2 separate regions of the Homo sapiens genome follow, and region 1 is linked to region 2. The links are chromatin loops, found by intact Hi-C in ENCODE. Cell type or tissue: HepG2. All regions are shown on one strand. Links, peaks and the distances in the headings refer to the core of each region. The heading gives the core; the rest is flanking DNA.

Region 1 (5,386 bases), core at 150-5,149, 120 kb after region 2:
CTCCACACATCGTGGGTTGGGAAGGGAATATCTTTTTCCCTACATAAGATTATTTCACAAAAGTGACACATTTGGAATTGTTGGGTCAAAGAATGAAATTTTTAATAATTCGTGATACACATTTCCATTTAGCTTTCCGAAATGGCCCTAGGTCCTTGCCCAAAATTGTTTATTTTATATTTTTTAAAATAAGTTTTTTATATAATTTTTTAATTTATGTATTTGTTTGCTATTTGTATTTAATATGTGAGAAAAGATCATTTGCCTGTTTATCCATTGTGGTGGACTTGGTGTTCCAAATGGATAGTGCTCTGTCTACGGTCATAGCACCCTGAACATGCCTGATCTCATCTAAGTGGATAGTGCTCTAAAGTGTTCTATAAGGATAGTTTATAAACGGCTTTTTTTCCTTCTTGAAAACACAATGACAGTTCAAACCTTACTAAGATAATGTCAGCACTTGGTTTTTAATAATGTCAATACTTGGTTTTTAAACTTTGCTTGGATTAACACTCTGTAACTCTTTGGCATATTTTGCTGCCATACTATTTCTTTACATCTTAATGAAATTTTTTTGTAAACTTGTAATTCAGAGGAATAACATACTTGCAACCATTTAAATTACTTATGAGAAAATTTAGTCAATAGTTATCAGGAGACTGATTTTTGAGTATGTTACGTTAATAAAACTCACTATTTCTGTTTTAAGTAGTATTGATAAAAATTCAAGTTTCTTGAGCGATTGAGAGTGACTCTAATGGCCAGAAATTTGAATATTGAACTTAGCCTCGTTTATAATTTTGGCTCCACTTTTTATTAGCTTTAGAACCTTAGGGAAATGGCTTACTTCATTTCCATTTCCTTATTAACAATGAATTTCAGTTTTTTTTATTGTTACCATTTAGGATGTTTCCTACCATTAAGGATTCATTTCCAAAATAAATTAACTCTTCAAGGCAGTTAGTGCACCTTTTTGCAGAATAGACAAATAATTTGTATTATGAGTTCATTTCCATCTGAAATAATTATGATTTGAGTGTCTACTCATACTCAACATTTTGAAAAGATTCATTAGGAATGCAAAAGTAAAAAACTCTTATCCCAGCTAGGCATGGTGGCTCATGCCTGTAATCCCAACACTTTGGGAAGCTGAGGCAGGAGGATTGCTTGAGGCCAATTGTTTGAGACCAGCCTGGGCAACCATAGCAAGACTCTGTTTCTATAAAAAAAATTTAAAAATTAGCTGGGCATGGTGTGTGCCTGTAGTCCCAGCTACTTGGGAGGCTGGGGCAGGAGGATCGCTTGAACCCAGGAGGTGGAGGTTACAGTGAACCATGATATCGCCACTGTACTACAGCCTGGGTGACGGAGTGAGACCCTGTCTCTTTAAAAAAAAAAAAAGACTCTTGCCTCCTCATGGAATTCACAGTTGGAAAGGAAGGGCATTTATTGAACTAAGGAGTAGTTCAGAGTAAGTAGAGATGATGCATTTTAAAGCCTATGACATAGAATCTGTAATGTAGTAAAATCTCAGCAAATGTTAGCCACTGCTGTTTGGTACTTTCTAATTTCTAGATGTAATGGAAGATAGATGGAGATTTAAGTGACAAGGCAAAAGTGAGACATTAGAAATTAATCACTCCCTTCTTTAACTGAACACTGGGTACACTAAAGAGTGGTTTTTTGTTTGTTTTTTAAGGAAGCAAGACATTATTCAATTCTCATTCGTCATGTTTTTAAGTCTCTATGAATAGAGAGACTTTGATAAAATGAATAATTTGGTCACTTACATAGTACAGGATATCAGTTCTGAAATACATTGTGTGCTCATATATGTGAATGTTTATTTATGTGTGGTTTTCATAAGAGATTGAAACAGAAACCAAATCCGTTATCGTTTGATCTTTTCCTTTTTACAGTGTTGTGATGTTTCAAGTTATGGGTGCACAGGAGAGAGATAAGAACTGGATATGGAAAGAATGCTGTTAAGATTTAAAATGAATAGGATTTGAGTCATTGGTGCTCATGGGTGTTGTGTACATACTGTTGCCAGCACATATTGTGGTTAGAGTTTTGTTTCTGGAGTCAGTCTGCCTGGATTTAAATTCTGACAGTTCCACTTACGCTTAACCTCTCTGATTAATTTTCCTCATCAATAAAGTTGAATTAATAATAGTGCCTACCTTATAGGGTTTAATTGACAGTTAATTGAGATATCATATGTAAATTGTTTAGCACAATGCCTGGGCACTAAAGTATTATCTAAGGCTGTTGCTAATGGAGTGCTCTGAGGCTAACTACTTCTGGTGGTAGCTCCCAGAATCCAGATAAACTGTTCTACATCTAAAATTAACTAGTTTTCTCTTTTACATAACTGACATAAAAAGTAGAAATAAAATTAGCCGGTTTTCAGAATTCTTGAAGTAACCTGCCATCTATGTCTTAAGCAAAACAAACTCTGGAGGTACCCCCCCCCCCCAATTATTTCAGTTACACAAGCATAAGTGGGTTGAATAGGATAATAGTCGGTTTTTCACTGAATTTAGAAATGAGTTATCTTTATGAGCCATTGAAAATTAATTAAATAGCACATTAGCCTGTTGCTTTCTTCTCTGGTCTGTTATTGTCTCATGATAAAGTTTTTGAATAGAAGGGTGTTTAAAGTGCAAAACAAAAATAATTTGAGAAAATAGAAATGAAAAAAGAATAGTAACAGCTATTTTTCGCTCTCCTTGAAAGTACAGGGACAGTTCATACCTTACTAAGAGAATGCCAGCCTTGAAATGTCAGTACTTGAGATGATATAGAATGCAGAGTTTAAAAGTACTGGGATTTTAAAAAGAAATGATAACTTATAGTGAATTTAATTTAGCTAATGATAAATTTAGTGAATAAGAAGTGTTATCTTGTTAGACTTACGGAAGTATAGAGTAGAATGGTTGGTAACCAGATATGGGTGGTGGGGGTAGGAGGAGGGTGTAGGGAAGGGGGAGATGTTAGTCAAAGAGTACAAAGTTCTGGTTACACAAGAGGAGTAAGTTCTAGTGACCTATTGCATAGCATGATGACTGTAGTTAATAATAATGTATATTTCAAAATTCCTAAAAGACCATTTAAAATGTTCTCACCACAAAGAGAGATAGGTATATGAGGTGATGGATATATTAATTAGCCTGATCTAATCATTTCACAATATATACATGTATCATAATATCACATTGTACCCCATAAATATATATAATCATTATTTGTCGATTCAAAATAAATAATGAAATAAAAATGTTATCTCTTTTTAGTATGACGTGCTGTAAAAATAGTATACATAGTTTCTTTTTATAGTAAATATTTGAGATTTGAGGAAAGGGTTTATTTTAAAATATTGCTTAAATATTTCAAATTTATTATTTTCAAGATTCAACTATTTGTATATAGTAAAATCATAGATTCTTAAGATACGTATAAAGTCTTATAGTTCAAAGAAATAGCCTGTCCACTTTAAGTAATAATAGCCACTTCCTATTAGGTGATTAGTGTGGGCTAGGTACTTTACTAAGTATTTAAAATACACTATTTAATTGTGTTAATATCACCCATACACCTGGTCCTATAAAGCTGCACTTTATTTACAGCCATTTCAACTAATATAAGTTATTTTCCTTGTATTATAACCATTAGTATCTTCATTATACAAATGTTGTGCTTAAATATTATGTGGGACAATTGATTGCAAAATTTCTCTGATTTGGGGATATTTACATATGTATTTTCTTTTTCCCAGAGTTTAAGAATCTAAAGTATTACATTGATAATTGTTTCCTTTGTTGCAGAACTGTAAGAGTAAATGGGTCCAGTAATTGGAATGACTCCAGATAAGAGAGCTGAAACCCCAGGAGCTGAAAAGATTGCAGGATTAAGCCAGATTTACAAAATGGGAAGCTTGCCTGAAGCTGTTGATGCTGCCAGGCCGAAGGCCACTCTAGTGGACAGTGAGTCAGCAGATGATGAACTCACAAACTTGAACTGGCTTCATGAAAGCACTAATCTTCTAACAAACTTCAGCCTCGGAAGTGAGGGTCTTCCAATTGTTAGTCCATTGTATGACATAGAGGGAGATGATGTGCCATCCTTTGGACCAGCTTGCTACCAGAACCCAGAAAAAAAATCAGCGACTTCAAAGCCCCCATACTCCTTTAGTCTTCTCATTTATATGGCCATTGAGCACTCTCCAAATAAATGTTTGCCTGTCAAAGAAATTTATAGCTGGATTCTGGACCATTTTCCATATTTTGCTACTGCACCAACAGGCTGGAAGAATTCTGTTCGACATAATCTGTCCCTGAATAAATGTTTTCAGAAAGTGGAAAGAAGCCATGGCAAGGTCAGTGTTTATGAACATTGCTATATTTGGTGAGGTGGGGGGACTAATTAACATGGAGCCCTTAAAATATCTGGAAATCGGGGAGACAATAAGTAGTCAAGTCAAATTACTTCAGCTGAACTGAATTATATTCATTTGTTTTCACTTGAGATGTTTTAAAATTTCTTAAATATTGATATAAATTTAGCAGAATTATGTTTTGTCCACTATAGGTACCTAGATTAGTCTTTTTATTATTTTAGTTCTTTGTTTCTAGTTTCTGTAGTGTTCCTATAACTATCAGCATTTGATTCTTTATTCAATATGATAATCTCTGCCTTATAATCAAAGTATAGACCATTTAAATTAATGAAATTGATATGGTTGGGTTTAAATCTATCACCTTGCTATTTATTTGATTTTCTTTTCCACTTTTCCTGCCTTTTGTGGGATGAGGTGTTCTTCACTTTTGGTTTTGGTGTTTTGGTGCTTTTTTTTTTTTTTTTTTTTTTTTGTGAGACAGTCTCGATCTGTCACCCAGCCTGGAGTACAGTGGCGCGATCTCTGCTCACTGCAACCTCCGTCTCCTGGGTTCCAGCGATTCTTAATGCCTCAGCATCCAGAATAGCTGGGACTACAGGTGTGTGCCACCACGCCCTGCTAATTTTCGTATTTTTAATAGAGATGGGGTTTTGCCATGTTGTCCAGACTGGTCTTGGAACTCCTGACCTCAAGTACCACCCACCTTGACCTCCCAAAGTGTTGGGATTACAAGTGTGAGCCACTGTGCCCAGCCGAGGTGTTGTGTGTGTGTGTGTGTGTGTGTGTGTTTTATGCTTCAATTTTATCTCTACTATTGCCTGATTATTTATGTATTTTAGTGGTTGCTATATGGTTTTCAGTATACATCTTTAATTTATCATTGGTCCACCTTCAAATAATATTATACCATTTCACGTAACTGGCTCTTTACAGAAAAAGTTGCTTGGCACCTGATGCCCTATTGGATTAATTCCTTTTGCCTGGAGA
Region 2 (5,386 bases), core at 135-5,134:
AAATTCCAGATCCCTGGTTCTTCCTTCGCTTTCCAAGCATGATTGCCATCACCAATACCCAGCCCTGAACTGAATCACGTGGCTGGGCCCCTGCTACCCAGTCTCAGACTTCCCTGAGCTGCCTACCACCCTGCCTAAATTTCTGAAGGCCTCCGATTCCCACCAATCATGAAGTACATGCATGTACCTCCAACAACCAGCATTGTGTGGCCATATTTTTGGGATGCCTTTGCAGGACTGGATTCACTGCTAGCAGCTGCAACTTTATCAGCTCTCCAGTGAGTCTTCCCCCCATTGATTTGTTCTGGCCTCTAGATCCCAGCTTCCCAGGTCAATACTGTTAACCAAAGGGAACCACACCCTATGGGGCCTCATAAGCTGGTTGCTATATGAAATTCATATGTCAAGTTAGATAGCAGTTTCTGCCTAGAGTGACTTGTCTGTGAAAACAGCTAACCTGAAACCACATAAAAAGTGGATCACCATATTGTTGCAAATTTAATTCAGAGCAATGAACACCAATGGTACAAATATTTGGACAGTATCAGGCCAATACAAGTACAGGCCCTGTTATCAGATGTCAGAAAAAGAGGGCAGGTAGGTTAATGGATAACAACTGTCAGAGGTTAGGACAGATCAAGGATATGTCAGGTTAAGCAATCAGAGTCCTGTGATATATAAATCTGATTCTGAGGCAAAGTCTGCCCCAGATCACACATTGCCAAGGCAGCATGTGATCCGAATTGAACTATGCTCAAAACTTCTCACTCAACTAAACAATTATAGGTGGCTAAAGAGGGAGCAAGGGAGTGGCAGAAGGTTCTAAACCTAATAGTAGGTACATATGCAGCTTGGTGTAGTGAAGAAAGCACTTGACTAGGTATGTAGACCTGAGTATGGTCCTGAACTCCTCTCTATGTCCCTTATTCCAGAAACCTCCACCCTGATCCCAAACCTTGCCCAGTGGGGTCTTCTTGCTTTCAATTTAGCAAGCAGAAGTTTGTTCTACATCAGTCCTCCACCTGACTTTGATGGCCTAGAGTAGGTATTTGGCCCCTTTAGATCTGCTTGGTAAGGGAGCATTCCCGGGATTATTGACAAGCAATCACCATTAGTGATCTTGGCAACACTTCCATTCCTGAGAGCAAATAGCATGTGTCCTTAGCAGCTGAGGCCCCCATCTGAGGTGTTTAATTTCCAAAGGGAATCTTGGTGCATGTTGGGCCTATAGAAACTTCTAGCTAAGAAAAGAGAACCAGTTCTCTATATATGAAATGTCCTGGTCATATAACTACAATGAGACATTTTAAACCAGTTTCTCTTTTTAAAAAAGAAACAGAAATTTATTTTAAAAGAGGAACGAACAGCACTCTGGCTTTTGAGGACTTTACTTTTCCCCAATTCTGAAGGTCCTGTATTCAATCTGTGTATTGAAAACTGTGTTTTACTTTTCCTGGGGAAGTGGCCCCTGCCCTGGTTGTCCCCAAAATGTCAGCAATGTGGGTAAATGCTAGCAAAGTAGCTGTCTTCTGCTTTAGATAAAATTCTACCTGATCTTTTTTCTCCTTTCTCCCTAACACAAGTCAGCAGTTAGCATAAGAAAAAAGAATCCAGAATTTTCTAAACATTTGACACATTAAAAGTCTCAAAACTCATTTGCTGTTGAAATGTTGAGGTTTTTCTACCACAATTCCTTAACACACCTCCCTCCTGACCAGTCATCTTAAAAAGTAACTTTCAGCTAGGCGCAGTGGCACATGCCTGTAATCCCAGCACTTTGGGAGGCCGAGGCAGGTGGATCGCCTGAGGTCAGAAGTTTGAGACCACCCTGACCAACATGGTGAAACCCCGTCTCTACTGAAAACATACAAAAAAAATTAACTGGGAATGGTGGCAGGTGCCTGTAATCCCAGCTACTTGGGAGGTTGAGTCGGGAGAATCGCTGGAACCTGGGAGGCGGAGGTTGCAGTAGCCAAGATTGCTCCACTGCACTCCAGCCTGGGCGACAAAGAGAGACTCCATCTCAAAAAGAAAAAAAAGAAAAGAATAGATAAAAGTAACTTTCATTATTTAACTTCCTGCCTCAGACGTCTTTACATGTCAGGTGTGGTAGCACATGCTGGTAGTCCCAGCTACTTGGGAGGCTGAGGCAGGAAAAATCACTTGAGCCCAGGAGTTCGAGGCTGTAGTGTGCAATGATCATGCCTGTTAATAGCCACTGCACTCCAGCCTGGACAACTTAGTGACATTCTGTCTCTAAGAAAATAAAAATAAATTAAACCTCATTGCTATTTAAAAAAAAAAAAATCTTTAAGAGTGCTCATGTCTTCAGGGTAAAGTCAGATTCCTTACCCTAGCATTCAAAGCCCTTCACCGTTAGGTCTTATTGCCTACTAGTCTCCTAAAGGAACTCATAGTTCAAGCCAGAGAGATCCGATCACTGCTTTTACAAAATATCTTATATGTTTCCTGATCCTCATCTCTGCTTCTGTCATTTTTCCTTCCTTTCCACTTACCCAACAGTTACAATTCTTTAAACACCTAGCTCAAGTCCTTCCTCCCTCATAATGGAAGATTACAGAGCCAGGGAGCTCTTCCTCCCTGCTATATTTGCATCACCTATTTGCTATCTGCTCCCATCATTTGGCGTGTTGTCTTATGACAGGCTTTGTATGTATTTTTAACTTGTTTTCTATTCTGCTCATGTACATATTTACCTTTTCAACTTTGATGTTTAACTTTAAGGTCAAGGATCATATCTACCATTGTATTAGCACATCATGACTCACAATACTTACTAATTTCAACTAATTGACAGTTTAAAGAGGAGGCAGAGTTCAGTGACTCATGCCTGTAATCCTAAAACCTGGGGAGGCAGAGGCAGGTGGATTGCTTGAGCCCAGGAGTTCGAGACCAGCCTGGACAACATAGCAAAACCCCATCTCTAAAAAAATATAAAAATTAGCTGGTCATAGTGGCACATGCCTATAGTCCCAGCTACTCTGGAGGCTGAGGTAGGAGGACTGCTTGAGCCTGGGAGGTCGAGGTTGTAGTGAGCCGAGATTACCCCAGGGCACTCCAACCTGGGCAACAATGCTAGATCCTCTCTCAAAATTTTTTTTTTTTTTAATTAAAGGGGAAAATTTTTTGCTTTCATCTTTTCTTACAACCTTCCCTACTTGCTTTGTATCATGAACCATTCCAGTTGGAAGAGCCAACATTGTTCTTTCTGGTTGGAACTTGTGTGGAATTCCAGGTTTTTGCACAGAAAGGGAACACTCCAGGAGAGAGAGAGAAGGAAGCTCTTGTAGTACTAGGATGGCTATCTCCATGACTTCCACCTTTCATCTGTAGATGTCCTCTCCCTCCATGAGCATGCTGGTGCCTCTTAAACACTCTGGCTCAAGGTAAACAAACACAAAAGGCCTTCCCTTGGACCACCTTCCCACAAAACAGACAGGCTTTATTGGACACTAAGGGAGGCCAAAAGAGAAACAAATGCAAAGAAAAACAAAATAAAGACAGACTCCTCTAATATAAATTTTGAGTCCTTCTAACATGAACTCAATCCCAAGGTTCTCAGGACTTGTCCTATTTTACAAGGCATCTACAGTGTCTATAGTCTATCCTCAAATAATGACAGCAAAAATTTTAGGCATACTCAGGGTCTTGTTTCCTATTCTCCAAATTGTGTCAGGCTGAAGTGTGACATTTTATGACCCACTATTCCCTTTTTGGCCATATGTCCTACACTCTCTATTTGCCCAATGTGGCACATCTATAAAACGAGGATAGTTATAAAGCTGATGTGAGGATTGAATGAGGTAATCCAGGTATAGCAGTTAGCATTCAGAAAGCATTCAGTAAATACTATTCATTACTATTTCACAAGCAAGACTGACAAAACTGACCTGTGGTTGAGAAAAGAGTGGGTTTGGCCAGCTGTGGTGGCTCACGCCTGTAATCCCAGCACTTTGGGAGGCCGAGGCGGGTGGATCACAAGGTCAAGAGATCAAGACCATTCTGGCCAATGTGGTGAAACCCAATCTCTACCAAAAATACAAAAATTAGCTGGGCATGCTGGTGCATGCCTGTAGTCCCAGCTACTCGGGAGGCTGAGGCAGGAGAATCGCTTGAACCTGGGAGGTGGAGGTTGCAGTGATCACGCCACTGCACTCTAGCCTTGCGACACAGTGAGACTCCATCTCAAAAAAAAAAAAAAATGGGTTAGGGACAGGGAGAGAGAGACAGAGAGACATTTCAATTTTAACCCTACTACCCATACCACTCATCTAGGGCACCTCCACCACCTCTTTCTAGTTTCTTCTTTTAAAAACATGACTCTCATGCACAATGACTAAAGAGCACAGCTCTACTCTTTCAGTCCCAAACAACACTTACATCCTAATGTAGTGCAACAATTGTTACACTCAACATAGTAACAAAAGAGTCCATTTTTCTAATGGTTCATTTCTACCAGTCCAATAGTCTCAATATTTTTTCTCACTGTGATATAATCATGCTAATTGTCCCAACTACAACTGTTCCACTCCTCTGTCCTTAATTCAAGACGGAATATCACAAGCATCTCTTCGCTTTCTTCCTGGAATGCTTGCAGAACTCATAAAATTGTTCAAACAGATCACCTTGTGACTTTGATAAAATCCTTTTCCCTATCTGCGCCTCAGTTTCCTCATTTGTAGGTAAGTGTATCTGACAAGATGATCTCTAAGGTCCCTTCCAACTCTCACCTTCTCTGTTGAGAGCTTTGAATGTTGGATTATGGAGTTTACTTAAACTCATAGTCAATAGGCAGCCACAGAAAGAAGTTGAACAAGAAAAGCATGTGATTGAAATTATTAACGACGATATTTAGAAAGAATAGGAAGCACAGGGGAGAGAATTAATGAAGCTTGAACAGGAGAGATGGGTGATATAATGGGAAAGCAAAAGCTTCTCAGGCTCAGCAATCAATTGGATATAGGCAACAAGGGAGGCTGGGAGTCAAAGGATTGGTGATTGGGGTGTTACAGAAACAGAGAAGTAGAAAGAAGTCATGTTTTGAGGGTAACACAATAAGTTCTGTTTTGGACATATTCTATACTTCAACGATTCCACTCCAAGGCATAAACCCCAAGGAAATTCTCGGACCCGTACAACAAGATATGTATGGAAGAAGGTTTATTGTAACATTATTCACAATAGCAATAACAGGCCAGGCATGGTGGCTCATGCCTGTAATCCCAGCACTTTGGGAGGCTGAGGCAGGAGGATCGCTTGAGCCCAGGAGTTCAAGACCAGCCTGGTCAACATAGTGAAAACCTGTCTCTACCAAAATTACAAAAGTTAGCTGGGCATCATGGTGTGCACCTGTAATCCAAACTAC

What was found. Hi-C counts contacts between places; a loop is a spot of excess contacts. Peaks named below come from ENCODE experiments on the same cell type or tissue, not always from the same donor. Only the 100,000 strongest peaks of a DNase experiment are listed, where the experiment ranks them.
Region 1: it touches region 2 in a loop (2.2-fold over the local background); 1 of 110 quality-filtered maps calls a loop at or near these places.

What each region holds. Positions count from the first base shown.
Region 1 is chr2:48,342,374-48,347,759 of GRCh38, forward strand. It overlaps FOXN2 (forkhead box N2), which reads left to right. Exons shown (of 7, transcript NM_002158.4): 3 at 3,828-4,378. The coding sequence starts at 3,842. Among named protein-coding and RNA genes, the nearest start is that of FOXN2, 30 kb to the left of the region's middle. RefSeq lists a silencer at 1,914-1,973. In HepG2, for the core only: no CTCF peak of the experiment used is centred there; DNase peaks (open chromatin) are centred at 1,968, 2,988 and 3,968; H3K4me3 peaks cover 2,544 bases.
Region 2 is chr2:48,219,381-48,224,766 of GRCh38, forward strand. No RefSeq gene overlaps it. Among named protein-coding and RNA genes, the nearest start is that of FOXN2, 93 kb to the right of the region's middle. In HepG2, for the core only: no CTCF peak of the experiment used is centred there; DNase peaks (open chromatin) are centred at 631 and 2,701.